2 separate regions of the Mus musculus genome follow, and region 2 is linked to region 1. A link is a loop called in an ENCODE intact Hi-C map of the cell type or tissue named here. Cell type or tissue: left cerebral cortex. All regions are shown on one strand. Each heading gives the region's core, and the rest is flanking DNA. Links, peaks and the distances in the headings are about the cores only. Region 1 holds the start of Klk1b5 (kallikrein 1-related peptidase b5). Region 2 holds the start of Klk15 (kallikrein related-peptidase 15).

Region 1 (11,031 bases), core at 1,517-9,516:
TCTATCACTAAGCCACACCCCCAGAAGAACCTCATTGGAGGATTGTAGGCAGGTGCTCTACCTCTGAACCATTTCCTGCCCCTCCTTGTGGGATGGATTCTAGACAGGTGCTGAGGTATATTCCATTCCTCTGCCTTGTTTGTGACAGGTCTATGTAGCCCAGGCTGACCTCCAGCTCAATGTGTATCTGTGGACAACCATGATTTTCTGATCCTCCTCCCAAGTGCAGGGATCACAGGCATGTGCTGCAGACTCAGCTCAGCACAGTGCTGAGGATGAAATGCAGGATGCTCACAGCTAGGCAAGCATTCTGCCAACTAAGACACAACACCAGGACCCCTCGACTGCCTTTACCTTGTGTTTGGAAACAGATAAGATCCATGTGTCTCTAAATTGTTCAGGCAGGACATGAAAATGCACTCCTCCCCAGCTGCTGGAGTACCTAGGTTGGGCTCCTCATGGTGTGAGAAGAAGAAGAGATAGAGGAAGAGAGAGGGAGAGAGAGTGATAGACGAGAGAGCAAGAGATAGAGAGAAAGGGAGACAGAGAGGGGGGGATATTGGGGTAACTCTAGTTATCTCTCTGACTCTCCTCCCCAGTTTACATTCACATGAGCAAGGGCTTCGTATTTCTGGCCCTGGCACTATGCCTCATCCTCCTGCCCACCATGTTCCTCTCCTTTCGACCCGTCTGCTGCAGCCTGAACAAGATAGACTTCATCTTCAGTTTCCTCAGCATTGTTATCGGTAAGTGTTGGCAAGGACAGGGGTGACTGGGGATCGTCCACCCAACCCCAGAGCCTCCTCCTACCCAGAGGTGTGCCTAGATTTCTAGTTCTGCTGCTCCTAGGGAGAGGGGTGTCTCTGTGTCTCTCTTGAGCTTTCTCTGTATCCCAGGCTGACTTGGTCTCACTCTGTAGTCCATGCTGGCTTTGAATATGGCATTCTCTTGCCTCAGCATCATAAGTAGCTGGGATTAAAAGCTTATGCTCACTATTGTGACTGATGGCCATGTCTCACAGTTTCCCTTCCTCTCTGAGTGTGTATCCATTTGTCCTGTGTGTGTGTGTGTGTGTATGTATGTGTATACACACGTGTGTCTAATTGTAGCAGGTCAGGGAGTTTCTCTCTTTCTCTCTCCTTTTGGGGGTTGTGGTGTTCCCTGTCTAGCCTTCTGTCCTTCTCTGGCCCCACCCCAGTGCAGGACTCCTGATTCTCCTCAGCCTGACTTTCTTTGTGGTCAACTGCAATAGGCTGCGCCCGAGGCCACAGGTATCCTACCATCTGGCCTTCTACCTGTGCTGTTGTGCCATGGTCTTGATGCTGTGGGCCGGTGAGGGCGGGGCCTCGGATGGAGGGGCGGTGCCTGGGCTTGGCAGGGGCGGAGCCCAGGAAAGGGGATCAGTTTCTAGGGCTGAGTTAGGGCTTGGGGTGGGGCTCTGAGTCCAGTGCTCAAGGGTTCCCTTGTCACAGGAACTTTGTCCTTCCTCAACCAGGTGCGGATGTGGAGCTACAGTTTGCCTACCATGGAGCAGAGGCTCAGCTACTTCCGTTGGGCCTCGAGACACCACTCATTGCATTTGCAGCAGCAGACCATTTTGGACAGGAACTTGGAGCCTGTCCAGAAGCTGTCTGATAGAACCAGCTTTGTGAACTATCATGGGGCTCTCCAACAGAGGGACACTGCAACTTCTCAGGACACTGATGAGTCTCCGCAGCCAGATGCCTCCACCTCTGTCCCTGTGGCTCAGTTTTCATCAGACCTCCCTTGAGGTGCCATATTTCCCCTGAGAGCAGGTTGCACCCTCGGGACAGGGGTGGCAAGCCCTGCTCCCCGCGGTAGGTCCTACTCCTTGCTGCCTGAGTCTTGGTAGGGACTCTTCTCTGGAAGTCCTCCAATACTCTCAGCTGTGGCTGTGTCCCTCTGACCAGACTATGGTTTGTGGTCCTGAGCAGTGGGAGTAGTGTGGCCCTTTTCAGAAAATGAGCAATGTTCCTGCCCCCCCTTAGACATGACATGTTCCATAGTCACTCTTTATCTTTTGGTCCAGCCATACCAGAGACATCCCCTTCAGGGGCCCTAGGTCTGCAGCCTAGCCTTGGGGCCAGAACCTGCCCTTCTGTGGACAGACTCCTTCCCAGGAAGTCAAGCTTTAATTAACATATCACCCCTGCCCAACTCAATTAAACTTGGTCCACAGTCCAAATTCTCAGTGTCTGACTGTTTATCATCTCTTCTGCTTCCAACGTAGGGTCAGGCCTAGCTGGATTCAGTCATTCTGATCTTTCTGGCCTTTTCCTGTGTGATCTGAACATTTTCCTTGCCAGAGGAGACTCAAGTGGCATCCCTGACATGGTCTGAGCCTTTTGTCTGCATTTGTCTCAACCCCACCTCTGTAGCCAACAGTACATGTACTCCTGTCCCTTGCTGATCAACTTTGGAAGTCCTAACCTTAGCTGAGTGAACCATGACAGGGTACTGCACACCAGAAGACCAGAGAATGTCAGAACTTGAACTCATTTGCTGCATGGTGGGCTTTATTGAGAACATGGGACAATGTGATATTCAGGCATTTTTAGCTATAGTGTCTTTTATCCAAGAGTTAAACTTAATAAGTTTGGTGTAGATACCTGGCACATTGGGTTTACCGCAAGGGCTAGGGCCCCATGATGTGATACCGTGGAGAACACCATCACAGATCAGTGGGCCTCCTGAGTCACCCTGAAAGAGGACAGGTACAGGAGTAAGAAAGGACCTGGCGGTTGGATTCTACTTGACAACCTGGAACTGACTACCAGGGGAGGAATACAGGGTCTCTAAGAGGCAGCTCTGACCAGTAGGTGAGGGAATCCAGCTCTTAGGAGGCCATCTGTTCCAGGGACATGTGGTTGGGGTGAGGGGTGGATGGGACAGTCCCCTAAGCCAAGTCACCGAGGAGAAATAGTACCAGCTACAGGATCCTCCCGTCCCATGGCACATCCAATCCATTGGGAAGGATGTAACATGCTTGCCTAGTCAGGGTGTGGAAGTAGGAACCAAGGACCTCAATTCTCTTTCAGCCCTTTACCTCACTGCAAGAAGGGGCTTCTCACCATACAAGTGTCTTTGCCTCCATCCATATCTCCTGCACACAACATAACATCTGTCACCTTCTCTATGTGGGCTTTGACACAGTCCTCATTAGGCAGGAGCTTGAAGTTCACACACTGGAGATCATCTGCGGGTTCGTCTATGAATCAGGAGGCAAGAGTGTGGTGAGCAGAGGTCAACTCAGTCTCCTCTGCCCCTCACGGCCACCCCTCTGTTGCTTGGAGAAGACCCACATATGACGGGTGTAATGCTGCCCCAGCCTGAGGCTAGGCATGTGCTCCCCAGCTTGGGCTCCTCAGTGGGCAGGTCGATGGGCTTCACAACATCTGTGATGTCAGCAGGCTTTTTGAGGCGGAGCAGCATCAGGTCATTGCTGTAGTCGTCCTCAGGTTGTGGGGTGTGCTCATTCAGGAGGCTCATGTTGAAGTCAGGGTGAGGGATGGCTTTGCTGACAAGCCGGTGTTGGGCAGAGGGTTCATCCTCAAAAAAGTTGTTTTTGCCCAGCCAAACCTGGTACTTGCTGGGGGCAATGGAAGGCGATAGAGCGAGTGAAAGGAGGCAACCAGGGAGATTGGGGAGAGTCAGGGGGAGAGTGTGGGAAGGGAGGGAGGGAAGAAGAAGAAGAAGAAGAAGAAGAAGAAGAAGAAGAGGAGGAGGAGGAGGAGGAGGAGGAGGAAGAGGAGGAGGAGGAGGAGGAGAGAGAGAGAAACACAGACAGAAAGACACACAGACACATATACTCATAGAAACAGAGACAGAAACACACACACAGATTCAAACAGAAAGGCACACACACACACACACACACACACACACACACACACACACACACACACACAGTCAGAGAGGCAGAAAGAGACAGAGACAGGAACAGAAGACAAAGGAAGAGGGGGCAGGGAGGAGCAGTAGGCCTGAGAGCTGCTCAGGTGCAGCTAGGACAGGGCTGAACTACCCCAGCAGGTAAGGCCTGGCCTGCAGCCCAAGGTCTGAGCCCTCCCCTCCCTCCCCAACATCCAGTACTCTCTGTACTCAGTTACCTCACCCAGCTCCAGTTCTGACCAGCCCTTCTCTGTGTGTCCTAGAGTGGACAGAAGGTCCTAAAGGCAGAGCTGCTCTGAGGAGAGTGAGGACTTCTCTCACACTCTACCCTCAGGGACAGCACGTTCTATCCTCAGGGAGCCTTTGGGCCTGGTCCCCACTATGGTCAGTAGTGATAAAAGAGAACACATGAGACCCAGACCCAGACAGGGCTTTGCCGAGTCCTGAGGGGGAGACACACAGTGACAGATGACCACAGAGACACTCAGATGTGAATACAGACAGGAGATAGACAGACAACAAGACAGAAAAGAAAGAAACAGTACTCAGACCCCAGTCTGGAGGGAGGAGTAAAGAGAGACCCAGGAGGTCATGGATAGTTTCAGCCAGTCCCACCTGCCTGCCCTTCAGTACCCCAGCCTGTCCTGGAGTCATGTTCTCTGGCTGCCACCCTGCTTTCCTGTTTCCACCCTTACTCACTCATTATGGCAGTGGGCAGCAGTGAGAACCCAGTTGGCGTTCAGCAGGACTCCCCCGCATTGATATTTGGTGAAGCGGTACACAGCCACTTGCCAGGGTTGGGAGTTCTTCTCACAGTTAAATCCTCCAAAAATTCGAGACTGGACAGGAGGTGCAGCATCTGCAGTAAGGGCAATGGGGGAGGAGAGGATTGGCACAGATATGGAGGTGAACTGCTGCGGGACTTGTTTAAGCAGGTCTGGGATCAGGGGACATGGTCAGGAGATCTGGGGAAGGGACCCATATATGGCTGGTCCTGGTTAGGGAGATCTATGCTGTGGGTACAGAAAGAACTCTTGAAGCAGGTATCAGGTATAGTGTCAGGCCACTTTATAGTTTTGGGCTAACGGATGTCAAGGCAACCAGAAAGAGAGAGTGGGGGGGGGGGGAATTCCTGTTCACTTTTATTCCAGGGAGAGTGATATTAGGGTTCATGAGTCTTTGGGCTTTAGAATCTCCAAGGCTTGAGAAGTGGGGGTTGTGCTGGGTTTTTGGAGCTCTGGAAAGGCCAAAGTCTTAGAAAACTAGATCTGAATGAATAAATAAATACAGGAAAGGGAGCTTGGGGTTTCCTGGATTGGGCATAAAGTGGCAGTGGGATGGGAGAGCCTGAGGGGTTCCAGATCAAAGAGGCAGAGTCAAGTCTATGGCGTGGGCACCTATTAGGGTCTGTGGTGGAGATGACATCTAAGAGGGATGGGGCTCCCTAAGAAAGGAGGTTGAGATGGGACAAGCAGTGAGAGAAGGAAATTCTGGGGGTCTCTGAGGAAAAGGCTCTGCTTCCTGTAGAGGTGGGCAAATCATCTGGGTATTGGAGAGGCTCAGGGTTCTCTTGGAGGCAACACCAGGACAGGAGTGGAAACAGTTAGATCAAGTCAGGCCACTGTGAGGCAGAGAGGAGGACCCAGCTGATGTGAGGTACTAGGGTTAGGCATTGGGGTCTTTGGGGTGTCCTGCACAGAGTGGGAACTAGAGATATGCTGTGGGGCTCCAGCGAGATGAGATAGGAGTCTGTGGCTCAGGGAAGGAGGCATGAGGGGGAAGAGGGTGCCAAAGTACCGCATTTGGAAACAGAAAATCTTGGCAAACCATGCATAGCTGCACTTCTCTGTAATCCCAGTACACAGCAGGCTGAGGTAGAAGGATTGCCATGGATTGAAGACAAGCCTGAGCTACATCATGAGACACTAACTCAGAACTTATTCCCAAGAGCTGGGCTGGAGATGGCTTGGTTGCTAAAGAATTGGCCATGCAAGCCTTAGTACCAGTCCTGAACCATCCAGACCAAAAGGAAAAAGTCAGGTCTGAGGCTGTATGCCTGTAAATCCAGATCTGGGTAGATGGAAACAGGAGGATTCCCCTGAGGCTTCCTGGACAGTCATCTTAGCCAACAGGAACTCTCCATTTAGAGAGAGACCCAGCTATGGCATTTACCACCTGACTCTTCCTCCAAAACCCAGACTAAATCAAAAAGCCAGCGAGAAGTGACATGGGTATTTTCCCCACACCAGAAAGGGGGGTGGGACCCATTTGAGCTTATAACCTAATTTGAGAAGTGAAAATTTGGTAGAAACTGAGCAACTTGAATAGATGGGGGACCACTTGTCAGCATGTGGAGAACACAGCTGAAGGCTGTTAGCTGCTGCAACTGCCTAAGGTGCTACTGTGGAATCTAGGCAAGCCCCTGACTCAGGGGTTGGGCTATTAGGCTCTAGAAAAAAACAATGAACTTGAGGGACATGCCAGGACCTAAGGTTGGTAAGAGGGTGGGTTCCTTAGAAAGACTGAAGAAGCCCAGAGATGGTCAGATATCTAAGGTAGAGGAGAAAGTTCTTGAAAGTGGGAGTGGACAGGGGCCTGTCCTGGGAGCAAGGACTGTGAGGGGCCTGGCACTGTGCAGGGTAGAGAAGGAGGAGCAGGTGGTGCTCATGATGTAGCTGGGATGAGGAGAGAGGGGAAAGGGATGGCCAGGGACAAAGGCAGCAGGAGAGTCAGGGCTGTGATCCCTCCCTTTCCCTCATCTCACCAATCCCTCCTAGGGACAGGGCTAGGAACAGGATCAGGAACCACATGGTGACAGCTGTCCAGGAGCTGCAGGCTGTGAGCTTGGAGCTGTTGAGGCTCCTCAGGGAGACTTTAAAAACCCTCATTCTCTCCCACAGCCCCTCCCCTGTCCTGTTGCCGCTCAGATGCTGACCAAAGCTCTGTCCTTTCTGACAGAGTTATACTTCCTTCTTGCACCCTCCTGGCTGTGGGAGAGGAGGCCCTGTTGCACCTGCTGTGCAGTAGTCCCTAGGTCACCCTGGACACCTTCCCAGGGATGAGATTAGGTGGGGCAGGTCCTGCTGTTTCTGGAGCTGTTTGAGTTCCGGGGACCTTAGCCAGAGGGCAAGGTCAGGGGCAATGGTGAGTTGGTGTTAAAGGAGGATGGAGGAGCAAGTGACTCCCAACCCCCAGTTCTAAGAAAGTTCCTGTACCTCAAGTCCAAGATTATCCCCAGAAAGTTGCACTGAGAACAAATTCTTTGCACTAGTGATAGCCAAGAGGGCTGCAAGCTCCCTGCAGATACAAATCCTTTTTTTTAAATAATGCCAAAATGCTTCCTTTTTGGACTTGGAACTCTGGATCACTGATTTTATTGTTCCTATGAGTAGTTTGGGAGCTGGGTGTAGTGGTGCAAATCTTCAGTACCAGCAAGCTGAAGCCAGAGCCAGGTGGATCTGTGTGATTTTAGGCTCTAGTATTCTGGGATGTAGACCAACCTAGTCTACATAGTGACTTTCAAGACAGCAGGGTAATATATAGTGCTATCTCCAAACAAACCGATAAAATAAAGTGAATAAAAGTTATGGTGCACATTACCATGGTCTATTGACACTTTGGTTCAAGAATATGGGAACTCAGGTTATTCCAGGGGGAGTGTCACCCACCCTGAACAGTGTTGGGATAACAATGACCTTTCTCTTCCTCATTTCCTAGATCCTGAGCTACATTTTGAGGTTAGCCAAGCCTGGGCCATGTGAGACCCTTTCTCAAGAAACAGCAACCAGAAAATGTCCTTCCCTCCAGGAGCCTCATTGAGGGTTCAGCTTGGCAGCTGCATATTTTGGTGCACACCTTTGATCCCAGAACTTAGCAGTCAGGGGCTGGTGGATCTTGGTGAGGTCCAGGTTAGACTGTGCACATAGTGTACTCAGGCCAGTGAAACTACACAGGGAGACTTTGTCTCAAACGTTAAAACATCAAGAAGTCAGTATGGGTTCTGGTACAGAGAAGGGGAAATAAATACCGAGCCTTTGACACCTACTTACTGTTGCAGGTTTCAGACCCATCCCCTCTCGTTGAGCCTCTAGACTATTTCAGCTCTCATGGCAGTTAGCACATTTGACCTGGGTGTATTCATGCGAGCCCTGTAAGCTCCAAGAAGACCAGGCTAGTCCTAATCCAGGGTAAGTGAGGAGCTGGTGATCAATTGGCAACCAAGTTCTCTTCTGAGTCCTAAGTTTCTGTGCACAAGTTTTCCTGAAAACTTCACGGTTCTTTGCTCTAACAGAGAAGAGAGGAAGCACGCATTCATCCACTCATGAGTACATTCATGCACTTGATCTTTCTGTATGTGTTCACGCATACATAATCATGCTGGAGTTTGAGATAGGTGTACTGCTCCGAAAGAGTCCAGTGCATGAGAATAGAAAGAGATGAAGTGGTGCTGGAGATGAGCTCCAAACAGCATCCACAGGGAACTGGTTGTAGACGAGAGGGGGAAAAGCAAAGAAGGAAGAGGAGGGAGGTTTTTATGTATCCAGAGAGAGTGGAGAAAAGATCCAAATCTCCAGAACTTTCTCACTCCCCAGCTGAACTGCTCTGTTCCTGGGAGGAGGACCGAAAGTTGGTCCTACCTGGCTGGTCCCTCATCTCCATCTTCCTGGCTACTTTGTTGGTGTTCAACGTGGTAGATGGGCGGATGGCCTATGTGCATGGTCCGTAAACTGGCTTCATCGGCCTCTGGATTGACTGCAGGGGGCATAAGTGTGCCAACATGGAACAATTCACTGGTCAGTGTATACATAGACTGGGGGGGGGGTTCCCATTGGGTGCTAGAGGTGACTGTGGCACACTGGCCCTCTCACAGTAGTCTTTCTGGGGGAGTAGGTTAGGGCTCACAGTAGGTGCATCATTGATGGTGGGTAATTCTATGAGTGGCAATAGAGTTATTTTTCAATTTCCAGGTAGTGATTTTGGTAATGTGAGTGAAGGTGATTTTTTTTTTCTTTTTCTTTTTTTTTCGGGGGTTAGTGAGTCACTGAAGCTAGAACCCAGAGCCTTACACACACAGGCTACAGGGTCTCTATCACTAAGGTACACCCCCAGAAGAACCTCATTGGAGGACTCTATGCAGGTGCTGTACCTCTGAACCATGTCCTGCCCCTCATTGTGGGATGGATTCTAGACAGCCATATTCCCTTCCTCTGCCTTGTTTGTGACAGGTCTATGTAACCCAGGCTGACCTCCAGCTCAATGTGTATCTGTGGACAACCATAATTTTCTGATCCTCCTCCCAAGTGCAGGGATCACAGCACGTGCTGCAGACTCAGCTCAGCACAGTGCTGAGGATGAAATGCAGGATGCTCACAGCTAGGCAAATATTCTGCCAACTAAGACACAACACCAAGACCCCTCTACTGCCTTTACCTTGTATTTGGAGACAGATAAGATCTGTGTGTCTCTAAACTGCTCATACAGGACATGAAAAGTCACTCTTCCCCAGCTGCTGGAGTACCTAGGTTGGGCTCCTCTTGGTATGAGTGAAAGGAGAGAGAGAGCTAGAGAGCGAGAGGGGTGAAGGGTGGGGTGGTGGGTAACTGCAGTAATCTTTCTGATTCTCCTCCCCAGTTTACCTTCACATAAACAAGTGCTTTATATTTCTGGCCCTGGAACTATACCTCATCCTCCTGCCCACCATGTTCTTCGCCTTTCGACCAGTCTGCTGCCGCCATCTTCAGTTTCCTTAGTATTGGAATCGGTAAGTTTTGGCAAGGACAGGGGTGACTGGGGATCCTCCACCCAACCCCAGAGCCTTCTTCTACCCAGAGGTATGGCTAGATTTCCAGTTCTGCTGCTCTGAGGGAAAGGGGTGTCTGTGTGTCTTTCTTGGGTTTTCTCTGTAGCTCAGGCTGGCTGTGGACTCACTCTGTAGTCCATGTTGGCTTTGAATATGGCATTCTCTTGCCTCAGCATCATAAGTAGCTGGGATTAAAAGCTTATGCCCACTATTTATGACTGATGGCTTTGTCTCCCAGTTTCTAATCCCCTCTGAGTTTGTATCCCGTTGTCTTGTCTGTGAGTGTGTGTGTGTGTGTGTGTGTGTGTGTGTGTGTGTGAGTTTGTGTGTATGTGTATACACACATGTGTGTATTTGTGGCAAGTCAGGCAAGTTGTATCTGTCTCTCTTTTGGGGGTGGTGGTGTTCCCTGTCTAGCCTTCTGTCCTTCTCTGGCCCCACCCCAGTACAGGGCTCCTGCTTCTCCTCAACCTGACTCTGTTTGTGGTCAACTACAATAGGTTGTGCCCGAGGCCACAGGTATCCTACTAGCTGGCCTTTTCCCTGTGCTGGTGTGCCAGTGTCTTGATCTGGGGGCCGGTGAGGGCAATGCTTTGGATGGAAGGGTGGGGTCTGTGCAGGGCAGTGTTGGAGCCCACAAAAGGACATTAACCTCCAAAGCCCAGTTGGGGTTTGGGGTGGTGGTGAATCGAGTTTCCATGGGGTCCCTCTCGACAGGAACTTTGTCATTCCTCAACCAAGTACAGTTGTGGAGCTGCCCTAAGCCTTTCATAGAGCGGAGGCTCAGCTACGTACTTCAGGCCTTGAGACACCACTCATTGCAGTTGCAGCAGCAGTCCATTTTAGACAAAACTCGGAGCCTGTCCAGAAGTTGTCTGCTGTAAGCAGCATTGTGAACTCCCATGGGGCTCCCCAACAGAGAGACACCACAACTTCTCAGGACACTGATGAGTCCCCGTGGCCAGATGCCTTCACCTCTGTTCTTTTGGCTCAGTTTCCATCAGATTTCCCTGAGGTCCCATAATACCCCTGAGAGCAGGTAGCACCCTCGGGACACAGGTGACAAACCCCACTCCCCATGCTTTGGCCTATTCCTTGCTACCTGAGTCTTAGCAGGGATCCTTAGCTGGAAGTCCTCCAATACTCTCAGCTGTGGCCTTGTCTCTCTGAGCAGACACTGGTTTGTGGTCTGGAGCAGCTGGAGCAGTGTGGCCCTTTTCCCAAGCAGGGCAACACTGTGCACCACAGGGCTTGGTTCTAAGTCACTCTTCATCCTTTGGTCCAGCCCTACCAGAGACATCCCCTCCAGTGGCCCCAGGTGG
Region 2 (11,031 bases), core at 1,723-9,722, 290 kb after region 1:
TAAGATATCCCTGCTCAGGGTTGGGGATGGCTCCTGGGTAAGGTGCTTGCTGCCAGCAAGAGTTCGGATTGCTCTTGGGTTAAGAGCTTAGCTTGCTTTTGCTGTGGGCCTGATTAGAGTTCCCAGCATCAACTTGAAACGCTAACTCCAGGGAATGGATTTGACACTTTCTTTTGGCCTTCAGGAACACCTACAAACACACATTCGCACGCACCGGTGCGCCCCCCCCCCCCACGCATGCATGCGCTCCTGTGCACACACACAATTAAAAAGGAATAAATATTTAAAACAAAGAAAAATAAGAAGTGTCAGAGGAAGACACCGATGCTATCGCCTGGTTTCCACCCACACGGCACAAGTGAGTCTCTCTCTCTCTCTCTCTCTCTCTCTCTCTCTCTCTCGCGCACACACACACACACACACACACACACACACACACTCCCATTTGTCTTGAAGTTTGTATTCTGGTTTTGACAATTGTTGCCTGTACTTGCCGCAGGAGGCCTTGACGCCTGGGTTTGCATGTGCGCATGCGCGTTTGCATGTGCACATATGCGCATGGAAGTCAGAGGACAATCTCCAGTGCCATGAGCACCTCGAGTACTGAGACTAGATTACTCTCACTGAACCAGGGCTCACTGACTGTGCTAGGCTGGCGGGCCAGTGAGCCTCAGGAACTCACTGTGTCTGCCCCCGCCATCCGGTGCTTCATTACGTATGGCTTATGACATATTCTGGGGATTAAACTCAGATCCGCAAACCTGTACAGTAACCTGCTCACTGACTGAACTGCCTCCCCAGCCAGACTTGGGACTCTTGATGCTTGTTTTTCTCAATTGTAAAAGATGGGGAGGGCCATGAAAATAAGAAGGGGTCCACGGGTGTCTGTGTGTGTGGTGAATTGTGCCTGGCACATTGTAACTACTGTGACATTATGAATTGATTTTTTTCATTCAGTATTTTGAGGCAAAGTCTCACTGGGTTGCACAGCTTGGCTTAAAACTTGTAGTGTAACCGGGGTGGTCTGAACGGTATTCAGTCTCCCAGGTTCTGGGATTACATTTGTTACTTTAAACAAAGGGCACCTATTTATTTATGGGGGTGTCCGTGTGGATGTTCAGGTTGGTGATGGCAGGTGTGATTAAAGTATGACAGACATCTGCGCAGATCTAGTTACAACAGCCAACATCAAACCGCAATTTAAAGGCTGGGGACATGACTCATTTGGTAAAGTCCTTGCCTTGCCAGCATGAGGCCACATTTTCAGTCCCAAGCACCCCAGTAAAAAGTCAGGCATGGTGGCGCACGCTTATAGCTTCATAAGCTCCAGTGCCTGCAGTCAATCAGATCCCTGGAGCTCTCTGGCCAGACAGCCTGGCCTAACCAGTGAGCACTGGGCTACTGACGAACTCTGTCAAAAAAACTAAGGTGGGCCTGGAGAGATGGCTCTCTGGTTAAGAGCAGGAGCTGCTGCTATTGCAGAGGATTCAGTACCCACATGGTGGCTCGTGACTATCTGTAATTCCAGTTCCAGGGAATCTGATGACCTCTTCTTACCTCCGAGGGCATCAGGCACACACACAAAGTGCATACACATGAATGCAGACAAAATACTCCTACACATAAAATAATAAAATAAAACAAGGCAGAGAGTGCCTGGCATGCATGTGCACATACTGGGTATATATACATGTGCATACAATGAAAAAAATGTGTTTCACCCACAAGCCATTTTATAGAACTCAGGGACCCAGATACTTATCCAGAGGGTGAATACTCAGATATGGACAGTTCTCCACCAGCTCAGATCCTATCAGATACAAAGCTGAGATTTCAAGATCAAAGACACCAAGCTGGAGAGCACAGAATGGGAAGACAGGGCCACTAATGTCTAAGGATACTCTTTGAAGTTCACAAGGTGTGGAGGGGGATCTTGCTTATGTCTCTGGACAGCAAGCACACACAGACACACAGACACACACAGACATACACGAGAGAGAGAGAGAGAGAGAGAGAGAGAGAGAGAGAGAGAGAGAGAGAGAATATAACATAATCAGGACATTTGAGGCCATAATTTCTTTTACTGAGCAATGTGCTTGCCCCACTCCTCCAAGGTCAAGATCATGACAGATACCTACTCCTGGGCTGGACTGTTACAACCAAGCCAACTGTCTACACTCTGCCTTCTGCCCTCCAAGGTCAGGAATAGGGCCAAAGGGCCTGGGAGGCTGTGAGAACGTAGATGTGGCAGTCAAGGTGCTTAACAGAGGAAGGGTGAGGTCACCCTGTGGAGGAGGGCAGTGGCTGAACAGGTGGGCATCCAGCTGCACCCGGCTAGTCCCAGCTGGAGGAGGGTGGAGGCTCTGGCTGGGTGCAGCAGGCAGCTGAAGCACAGCCCAGGGAGAGCCCAGGGGGAGGCTTGCCCTCCCTGGGCAGAGGTCATGTGGGCAACAGGAGGATCGTTAATGGACACCCCTCCAATTTTCTCCAGGGCAGAAAGCATAAGGTTACAGTGAAAATTTCCACAAGAGGTTTGGTAGAGGTTGGTCTGGACTTGGCCTGTCACCCAGGGTGACCTTGGTTTAGTGGCCATCCCTGAGTCCAACCCGCTCCCCCATAAACGAAGGCAGTAGTGGTTGTCCTTCCACTGTATGGGTCCCGAACTCCATTATTCAGGCCTGACAGCAAGTACCATCTGTATCATCTCAAAAGTTATGACCTTGTTTTGGGAGACAGGTTTTCTCACTAAACATAGAGCTTGTAGATTGACTGGTCTGGATAGCCAGCAAGCCCCAGGGATTCCCCTGTCTCCACCTCCAAGCTCTGGGATTTTACAGGCATGCTGCCGGGCTTTTCAAGTGGGTACTGGGGATCTAAACGCAGACACTCACTTTATCCACTGGGCCATTTCCCCAAGCCCTCAGCCTCACGTGGTCGCTATGTGGAAATGCCGTGCACCTGCCTGGAGTGTCCAGATTGTCCCATTATGCTCACACACCTCCTAGAGCACCACGCTGGATTCTTAGGGAGGACACTTGCCTCCATCCTATGGCTGGGAAACCAGACTTGTAGTGTTGATGAACTGGCAGCCACGGTATTCAAACCTAGATTCTGGGCTCTTGGTGTCTCAACCATCCTGATTTCTTGTCCCATGTATCACCTATGTGATGTTATTGGGACTTCACCATGACTGTCCTGGGTATAAAGCACTTGAGGCTCAGGGAGGTCAAAGAGTTTCCCCAAGGTTACATGGCAAGAAAGATCATCCTTGGAACTCAGGTTCAAGGGCTCAGGTGGCCCAGAACTTCTGGTGACTCAGGATTGAGGATCAGAGACATTTAGCTGGTGGCTCAGGTAGAAATGGGCATAGGGTTATAAGGGGTCTGTGGGTGCAGTATGGGTTAGCAGGTCCTAAGGTGCAGATACTCTGGGGGAAGGAGCACCCTATTTGATCAGACCAGTACCTGACTTTGGTGCCCCTCACCTGCAGACACCAGCAAGACGAAAGCAAGGAGAAGCCACATTGCAGAAGAAGGTCCGGGTCTTAGAGATCTGAGGGTCGGGGATGACAAAAACTGGGGTAAGTCTAGATCCATCTGTCCCTGTCTCCCTTCTGTAGACAGAAGTGCATCTCTGGTGTGGGACACACTTTTCTTCTGTCTTTTGTGACAGTGTTTTCCTATATGTCCCAGGCTGGCCTCAAACTCAAGCTCCTCCAGCCTCAGCCTCCTGACTGTTGAGAGGACCAGAATGATGTTAGACTAAGAGGCCTGCCTTCCATCTCCTGTAGCCTCCACCTGTGTCCTCTCCTGCCTTCCATCTCCTGTAGCCTCCACCTGTGTCCTCTCCTGCCTTCCATCTCCTGTAGCCTCCACCTGTGTCCTCTCCTGCCTTCCATCTCCTGTAGCCTCCACCTGTGTCCTCTCCTGCCTTCCATCTCCTGTAGCCTCCACCTGTGTCCTCTCCTGCCTTCCGTCTCCTGTAGCCTCCACCTGTGTCCTCTCCTGCCTTCCATCTCCTGTAGCCTCCACCTGTGTCCTCTCCTGCCTTCCATCTCCTGTAGCCTCCACCTGTGTCCTCTCCTGCCTTCCATCTCCTGTAGCCTCCACCTGTGTCCTCTCCTGCTCCCTATCCCTGGAGGGGCCTCTGTTCCTTTTGGCATTGGCAGACCCCAGCATTATTCAATAGCCACCTGGGTCTCTCTCTCTCTCATCCCCGTGGCCCTGGGTCAGGACTCTATCCAGCCTCTCATGGGGACAGACTCCTGGGTCCCCTTTAGTCTAGCACTCCTGTACACAAAGCCCTAGAGAGCTTACCTCCCTCCTTCCCTTCCTTCTTTCTTTCCTCTCTCCTTCCTCTTGGGTACAGGGGTCAGGGTAGGGTGCTGACCTAAGCAGCTGGATAACTGCACTGAGCCATACCCCTCCTCCCTTATTTGATGGAGTCTAGAAATGCCCTCTACCACCAAGCTACATCCCCAGCCCTCTTTTTGCTATTCACTGTGAGACAGAATCTCACTAAGTTACCCAGGCTAGCCTTGAACTCTCCACCTTCATGCCTTAGTCTCTCAGGTGTCGGATGACAGGCTTTCACTACCACATCTGGCTTCTACAGCAGAGCTGAGGACTCCTTTCTCCTGCTCACAGCTTCCCATGGACCTCTAATAGTTCTTAAATAAAGTCCCATATGCTCAGCAGTACTTAGAAAGGCTGAAATGCCTCCTCCCCTTCCAGCCTGCCCAGCTGGGTCTCTGTGACCTTGCCCTAGGCGTAGCCAGTGCTGGAATTCGGCCTGCAGTTTTACACCCAGACATTGCTCAGCTTGTCCCTTGTCTTGACCTTCTCTGACCCCCTCCCTCCCCAGACTCTCTGTGGTATCTCCTAATCAGACTGAGAACTCCTAAGCAGACCCCACCGGACTGACCCTGGATTCCCAGGTGTTAGAGTTAAACACCCAGTGTTAGGGTCTGGTCCACGGAGAAACCTCAGGAAATTTGGGGGAGTGAATTCTAGTCCTTCTCATCTTGCTATTCTCTCTTCCACCTCAGTCTGAAAGACCTGGGAAGCCTTGGAAGAGCAAGACATGGCAATCCAGAGGCAATGTCATTAAGATTCCATGGCCCCTGTCCTGCCCCTGCATGGTAGCAGTGACCTGGCTGTTCACCACTCCTTATCCTCAAGGAGGATGGAGTCAGGTCAGACCCTCCTGTCCCCAGCTCTGGCCAGCTTGAAACCTGGCACTGGGGACACTTTAGGGAGGTTGTTCTGAACTGACTTGACCAGTGATAAGTGCTGGCCATGTTCTTGGCTCTGTAACAAGTGTTTTCAGGGATGTCCTCCTGGTTCACCCTATTCCCTCCCCCCGCCCCCCTCAGCCTAGGCTCTTTCTAGAAGCTTCGAGACATTTTCTTGGTTCAAATTCAACTTGAAGCAACAGGAAAAGGACACAGAAGACCCAAATCCCTTGACAACTGGTCATTCAGGGTAGTATTTGCCTCCTGGACACCAACACATCTGCAGGGTCCCCCTCTCCAATCTCACCCACTTTCCCAAGTTCTCTCTCAAAGATCTCACCCCCTCCGGGTCCTCCAGTGACATCGGGGCAGCTGGGATGCCGGAAGGGGAGCAGACACTGAAAGCCTGCTTTTATAAGCTCCTAGCCCAGCCTGGGTCTCGGGGTGGGGCTGGGTAGAGTGGAGAGAGAGGCAGTGGAGGGCCAGGTTTACAGGCTGGACGCCATGGTGACTGGTGGGATGGGAGACGAGGTTCCTATAATGAGCGTTTATTAGTCTGAAGCCGTTGTCTGAGTCTGCAAGGAGAAATTCCACCCAGGGGCAGTTCCCTCGGAGGGAGGGGACAGGAGGGCAAGAGCAGAAGCTGGGATGGCAGTGCAGTGCAGAGACAGAAATTCTGGGTAGCACTGGAAGCTGATTTTTAAGGTCATGCTTCTTGGACCCCAGAGAGACTTTTAGAGCTTTGGTCTTTTTGTTGTTTTGAGACAGGCTCTTGCGTAAGTGGTTCAGGCTAATCTGACTTTAGACTTGAGATCCTTCTGCCTCAGCCTCCCAAAGGCTGGGATGACAGGTGTGGGCCACCATACCATCTTGAATCTGGACTTATGTTAGCATATGGACTGGGAAGGTCTCGGATCTGGTTGTCATGACCTGAAGTCTAGAGTGTGAGTTTAAATCTTTCTGTTTTGTTTTGTCTTGTTTTCGAGACAGGGTTTCTCTGTGTAGCCCTGGCTACCCTAGAATTCACTCTGTAGACCAGGCTGGCCTCAGACTCAGAGATCTGCCTGCCTCTGCCTCCCAAGAGTGGGGATCAAAGGTGTGAACCACCACCGCCTGGTTAATTAATTTTAGATTTATTCATCAAAATATATTAAATTTTCACACACACGCACATGTGCATGCATAAGCCAGATATCAACTCTGGGTGTCTCCCAGAAATGACTTAGGGAGTTTTGAAAAATTTTTCTAATTTTTTATGTGTATGCTTACATGTGTGGGCTTGTGTGCAGGTGCTCCTGGAGGCAGAGGCATCGAATGCCGCAGGAACCAGAGTTACAGAAGTTTGGTTGTGCTGCTTGCTACCTGACATGGGTGTTGGGAACGAGACTTAGGTTCCCTGGAAGAGCAACCTGTATTCTTAATGCTGAGCCATCTCTCCAGCCCCTCTACCGTGTCTTTTGAGCAGAGTCTCTCAGTGAGACTTGGAGCTTCCTGATAGACCCAGGCTAACTGGTCACCCAGCTCCAGAGACCCACCTGTCCCCATCTTCCCAGTGCTGGATGACAAGCTCTCGTTGGTTTTCTGTGTAGGTCCTGAGTATTGAACTCAGGTCCTCAGGCTTGCATGCCAAGTACTTTGTTAACTGAACCATGTTGTGATAGAGAGTTTACTTTTGAAATCTGAGGTTCAATGCCTGAAGTAATCCACAGCCTGGGCTCAGAACTGTGAATAGCTTTTGAGATCTCAGGCTTGTATTTTGCATTTTTTTCCTTCTTCTGATGTCATTTCCATGTCTTCTTCTTCTTCCTCCCCCTCCTCCCTCCCCTCCCTCTTTCTCTCCTCCCCGCCTCTTGATTCCATCATAGCATCACAGAAAACAGATATGATGGTGCAAGTCTGCAATTCTAGCCCTTGAGGGAGTGAGGCAGGATGATCAGGAGTTCATAATATGCTTGCCTACACAAGTGAGTTTGAGGCTAGCTTGGGATACTGATTGCTTCAAATAACAACAGCAAAACAAAATAAAACAAAGCACACCCCCAAAAAACCCAAAACCCCAAAGAACAAATCCTGTATGATCCAGGCCCAGTATCACAAGCCTGTATACTGTAATGCCAGCACTTAGGAAGTAGGGACGGGAAGGAATGGAAGGTTTGGGGCCAGCCTGGGCTGTTCAGCCTGAGGAATGGTGAAATACTATCTTAACAGACAGACAAAAGAGTCTGGACTCAAGACAGCTTGGCTTCTGACTCTGGATCTCTGCAGTATTGGCTGTGCAGCATCTCAGCATGCACTGAACAACTAGGTTACGGGGTCTTAGTTTTTTGGATTCTGAGGTGGTCCTGAGATCTGGAACTTGGCCTCTAGGCTCTGTATTGGGACCAGGAGTCATCACAGAGATGACCCAAGGCTTCTGGTATTTGTGGCTGGCTCCTGGTGTCTCAGAACCCCCAGAGGGCCTTGAGCAATTGCCTAGAACCTCGATAATGAGAAGGTCCCTCGAGCAGGAGGGACTGAGCTGAGGTCACAAAGCCAAGCATGACACCAGTTACAAGCTCTGTCCCTCCCTAGGTCTGGGAAGCTGTTGACGTTCTGGGACAAACCTGAACAGCTGGCTCAATTCCCCCTGGAGATGCAGGACACACACATCTTTAGAACATTGACTTTCAGATTTTAGGATGTTTTGTCTGTGTCCACAGAAACCCGGGAACTCAAGGTGTAGAACTGTCTGGAATCACAGGTCTCCAGGCACTCTGGAGCTTCAGATCACCCAACCCCCACCCCCATTTCCGGTCTCCATCCTAGACCTACAGACACTGTGGACCCCCAAGGCTAAGCCGTTCTAGAAGTCTCTCAAGTCCACTTGTCTCCTTGCCACGTTCCGCGTTGCCTAGCTTCACGCTGAGATGAGCTTCAGCCGGGCCATTTTTCTGTGGGACTCAGGCTGCTGCCCGATGCTGTCTGTCCTCAGATTACTGTGTCCTCTTGTGTGATGGTTCCTGGGCTTCATCCTTTAATCCAGCAAAATTGAAGCTCAGATTGGGAGTGGCCAAAGCTATGCAGAAGGCCAAGGAGAGGGGGGTCTAGAGTTCCTCTCCCCAGCTTCCAGCCAGCTCCTCGGAACACCCTGTGGCCAGGGGAAGGGGGTGCTAACTGGGGTTATACTGAGGGCTCCGGGTGGGTCTGGGGAAGGAGCTGGAACTAAACTTTCCAGTATGACACATGTTACTGTGAGCCGCCCAGGCTCCAAGCCTCTAAGACACACAAAAGGACAACCTAGGATCTCTCACACCCTGCCAAGTACTGTCTGGGGTGTGGGCTTTGGGAGTATCTGTCCTGCCCCCTAGCGGTGACTTCATCTGCATGTCCTCCTGCCAGCCCCAGGCTGGTTGCAACTCTCCTCTTGGGTATCATGGCAGACCCAGAAGTCTTTGAGCCTCCACCAAGCCTGCGTGTGTTGTTCTTCCTCCTCCCCTGCTCCCCCTCTGCAGTCTCCCCTGCCTCCTCTTCCTCCTTTTCTCCTTTCCACCCCACCTCCTCCATCTCCCAGTTTTCTTTATATTTCTCCTTTCCTGCCTCCATCTTCCTCCTCTCTACCCTTCCCCTTGTCTTCCTCTGCCTGCTCCTCTTCTCCCCCTTCCATTTGCCCCCTCTTTCCTCCTCTTCTTGTTCTTTCTTTCCCTTTAACCTCTCGAGAAGTCTTTCCTCGATCAGCTCCCATGGCTCACGTATGTAAAGCTCAGGCCGCCCTTCAAACACTAACGTTTAGCCTTCGGCAGCCACCTGCTTCCTGGTTCTCCCTTCCCTGATGTCTCCAGGAGCCTGGCTCATTTCTCCCGCTGAAACTCTCTTCTAGCTTGCCCAGCATCTACCCTCTGTCCTCGCCGTTACTTAGTCTGGAGCCTGGAGTGAGCCTACTAACATATCAACCTGCTGGTTGTCAGGTTCTCCTGGTACCTCTCAGTTCGGGCCTGCTACAGGATCCTCAAAGCTGGGGTACCCTGCTCTTTCCCCAACTGTTATTCCCTAAACAATATCAGCCATTCTGGCTACCCATTTTGGCCCACTTGGCCTTTTGGTCTCTTGGCTTCTTGGCTCCTGGCTCCCCCCACGTGACCCGGCTCAGTCTGCCCTCTCTGGACCCTTGGGTTCTCCCTCGTGCCTACAATAAGCCTTCTCCTCACCACACCTCGGAACAGTCATGTCGTCCTTCTATTTCTGTTCTTCATTCACTAACCTCTTCCCTCTTGCGGTTCACCCACCCCAGCCGTTTCCTGCTCGCCTCTCCAGGTCCTCACATTTCTGCCCTCTCCTCTGGCTTCAGCTCACATTCTAATCTTTACTGCTCTGTCACCTCACCCTCCTCCCTGTCTTCTCACCTGCAGTCTGCCCACTCCGTCCACCACCACTTGGTCTCCACAGCGTCCCAGGCTCACAGCCCTTCTGTGATGTTTCTATCATTCTTGAACAAGGGCCCTGTCTTAGTCTGGAGGTGCAGGCTTTTGAGGTGTCTTTGCTTGAGACAGTGCTTGTGAGTCCTGGTGCTGGGGACAGCAGATGTCTGACGTGAAGGAACCTGACCTCCCAAGCCCCATCCTTCGCCTGTTCAGTCACAGATGCCTTCAGAGACTCAAATTGGATTCACAGAGCCTGGCCCAGACACCATTCTATTAACTTAGTTATTTTCTAGTATCAGCAGTGTGTGTGTTTGTGTGTGTGTGTGTGTGTGTGTGTGTGTGTGTGTGTACTGCAGGATATTTGCTCACATTATGAACTTGAACATTGTATTAGTTACTGAAAAGCCCTGTTTCTAGTTGTGGTGTGGCTCAGCCCTCTGGCTGGAATATAGACAAGTCCTTACTACAAACTTTTAATCCCAAACAATGAAGGTCAAGTTTGTTTGTAGAAGGAAGCATACATGTTTGAAAGGATGTTTAATTGCGTGGTAGACAAAGTGACAAATCAGATAAAGATCTGACAGAATAGGATATGTCCAACTCTCATGAGGAGAGAGGGAAGGAAAGCTACTTAAGAGAGTGGGGAGGGGGAGAAGGCCAGATTAAATCAGTTAGTGTGGAGAGGAATTTTGAGCCAGAAGAGCTGTGTTGAACCAGCCAATCAAAGCTCAAAAAGAACTAAGAAGGGTGAGCGTTTTCAGCAGGAAGTCTCACATAAAATCAGGCTAAGGGTTAAAAACCAGCTAACGGGATTCAGGCCCTGGCTCTGGAGCAAGGTGGGCTGAGTTTACATCCTGACCAGACACACGATGCTTCATGTCTTTGGACACATCACTTAGCCTTTCTGTGCTGTGTTTTCCTCATTTATGAGGGAGGGGCATAAGTCCTCTCTACAGCAGTGTTGGTGGCTGGGGTCCCCGCTGGCTGGGGGTCAGTGTTGAGCTACAGTATCTGGGCACAAAACTCATGGGAGTAGACGGAGTCAGTGGAAGAAGACATTTTATTTTGTTTTTTGATTCTTACTTTCTTTTTGTTTTTTCGCACAAGGTTTCTCTGTGTATCCCTGGCTGTCCTGGAACTCAGTCTGTAGACCAGGCTGGCCTCGAACTCAGAAATCTACCTGCCTCTACTTCTTCCCAAGTGCTGGGATTAAAGATGTGCACTGCCATCCCTGGCTGTTTCTTTTTAATCTGGTACGCATGACATCCTTTTCTGCATCCCTAAAGCTCCTCAACCACAACCCTGTTTACGGTTGAGGAACTTGAGGCATGGGAGAGGTGGGTGAGTGTGGAAGGTCCCAGTGGGAAACAGCACCACAGAGCAAAGAACAGGGTTTTCCCA

What was found. Peaks named below come from ENCODE experiments on the same cell type or tissue, not always from the same donor. Only the 100,000 strongest peaks of a DNase experiment are listed, where the experiment ranks them.
Region 2: it touches region 1 in a loop (4-fold over the local background); 3 of 42 quality-filtered maps call a loop at or near these places.

The regions. Positions count from the first base shown.
Region 1 is chr7:44,212,189-44,223,219 of GRCm38, reverse strand. Klk1b5 (kallikrein 1-related peptidase b5) reads right to left here and starts at 6,746. Exons shown (of 5, transcript NM_008456.4): 1 at 6,674-6,746; 2 at 4,609-4,768; 3 at 3,324-3,610; 4 at 3,093-3,229; 5 at 2,517-2,721. The coding sequence starts at 6,719. The coding sequence ends at 2,566. It also overlaps Gm10109. In left cerebral cortex, for the core only: no CTCF peak of the experiment used is centred there; a DNase peak (open chromatin) is centred at 5,715.
Region 2 is chr7:43,926,264-43,937,294 of GRCm38, reverse strand. It overlaps Klk15 (kallikrein related-peptidase 15), which reads right to left and starts at 5,620. Exons shown (of 6, transcript NM_174865.2): 1 at 5,574-5,620; 2 at 3,485-3,552. The coding sequence starts at 3,524. In left cerebral cortex, for the core only: a CTCF peak has its summit at 8,573 (motif pointing left); a DNase peak (open chromatin) is centred at 8,534.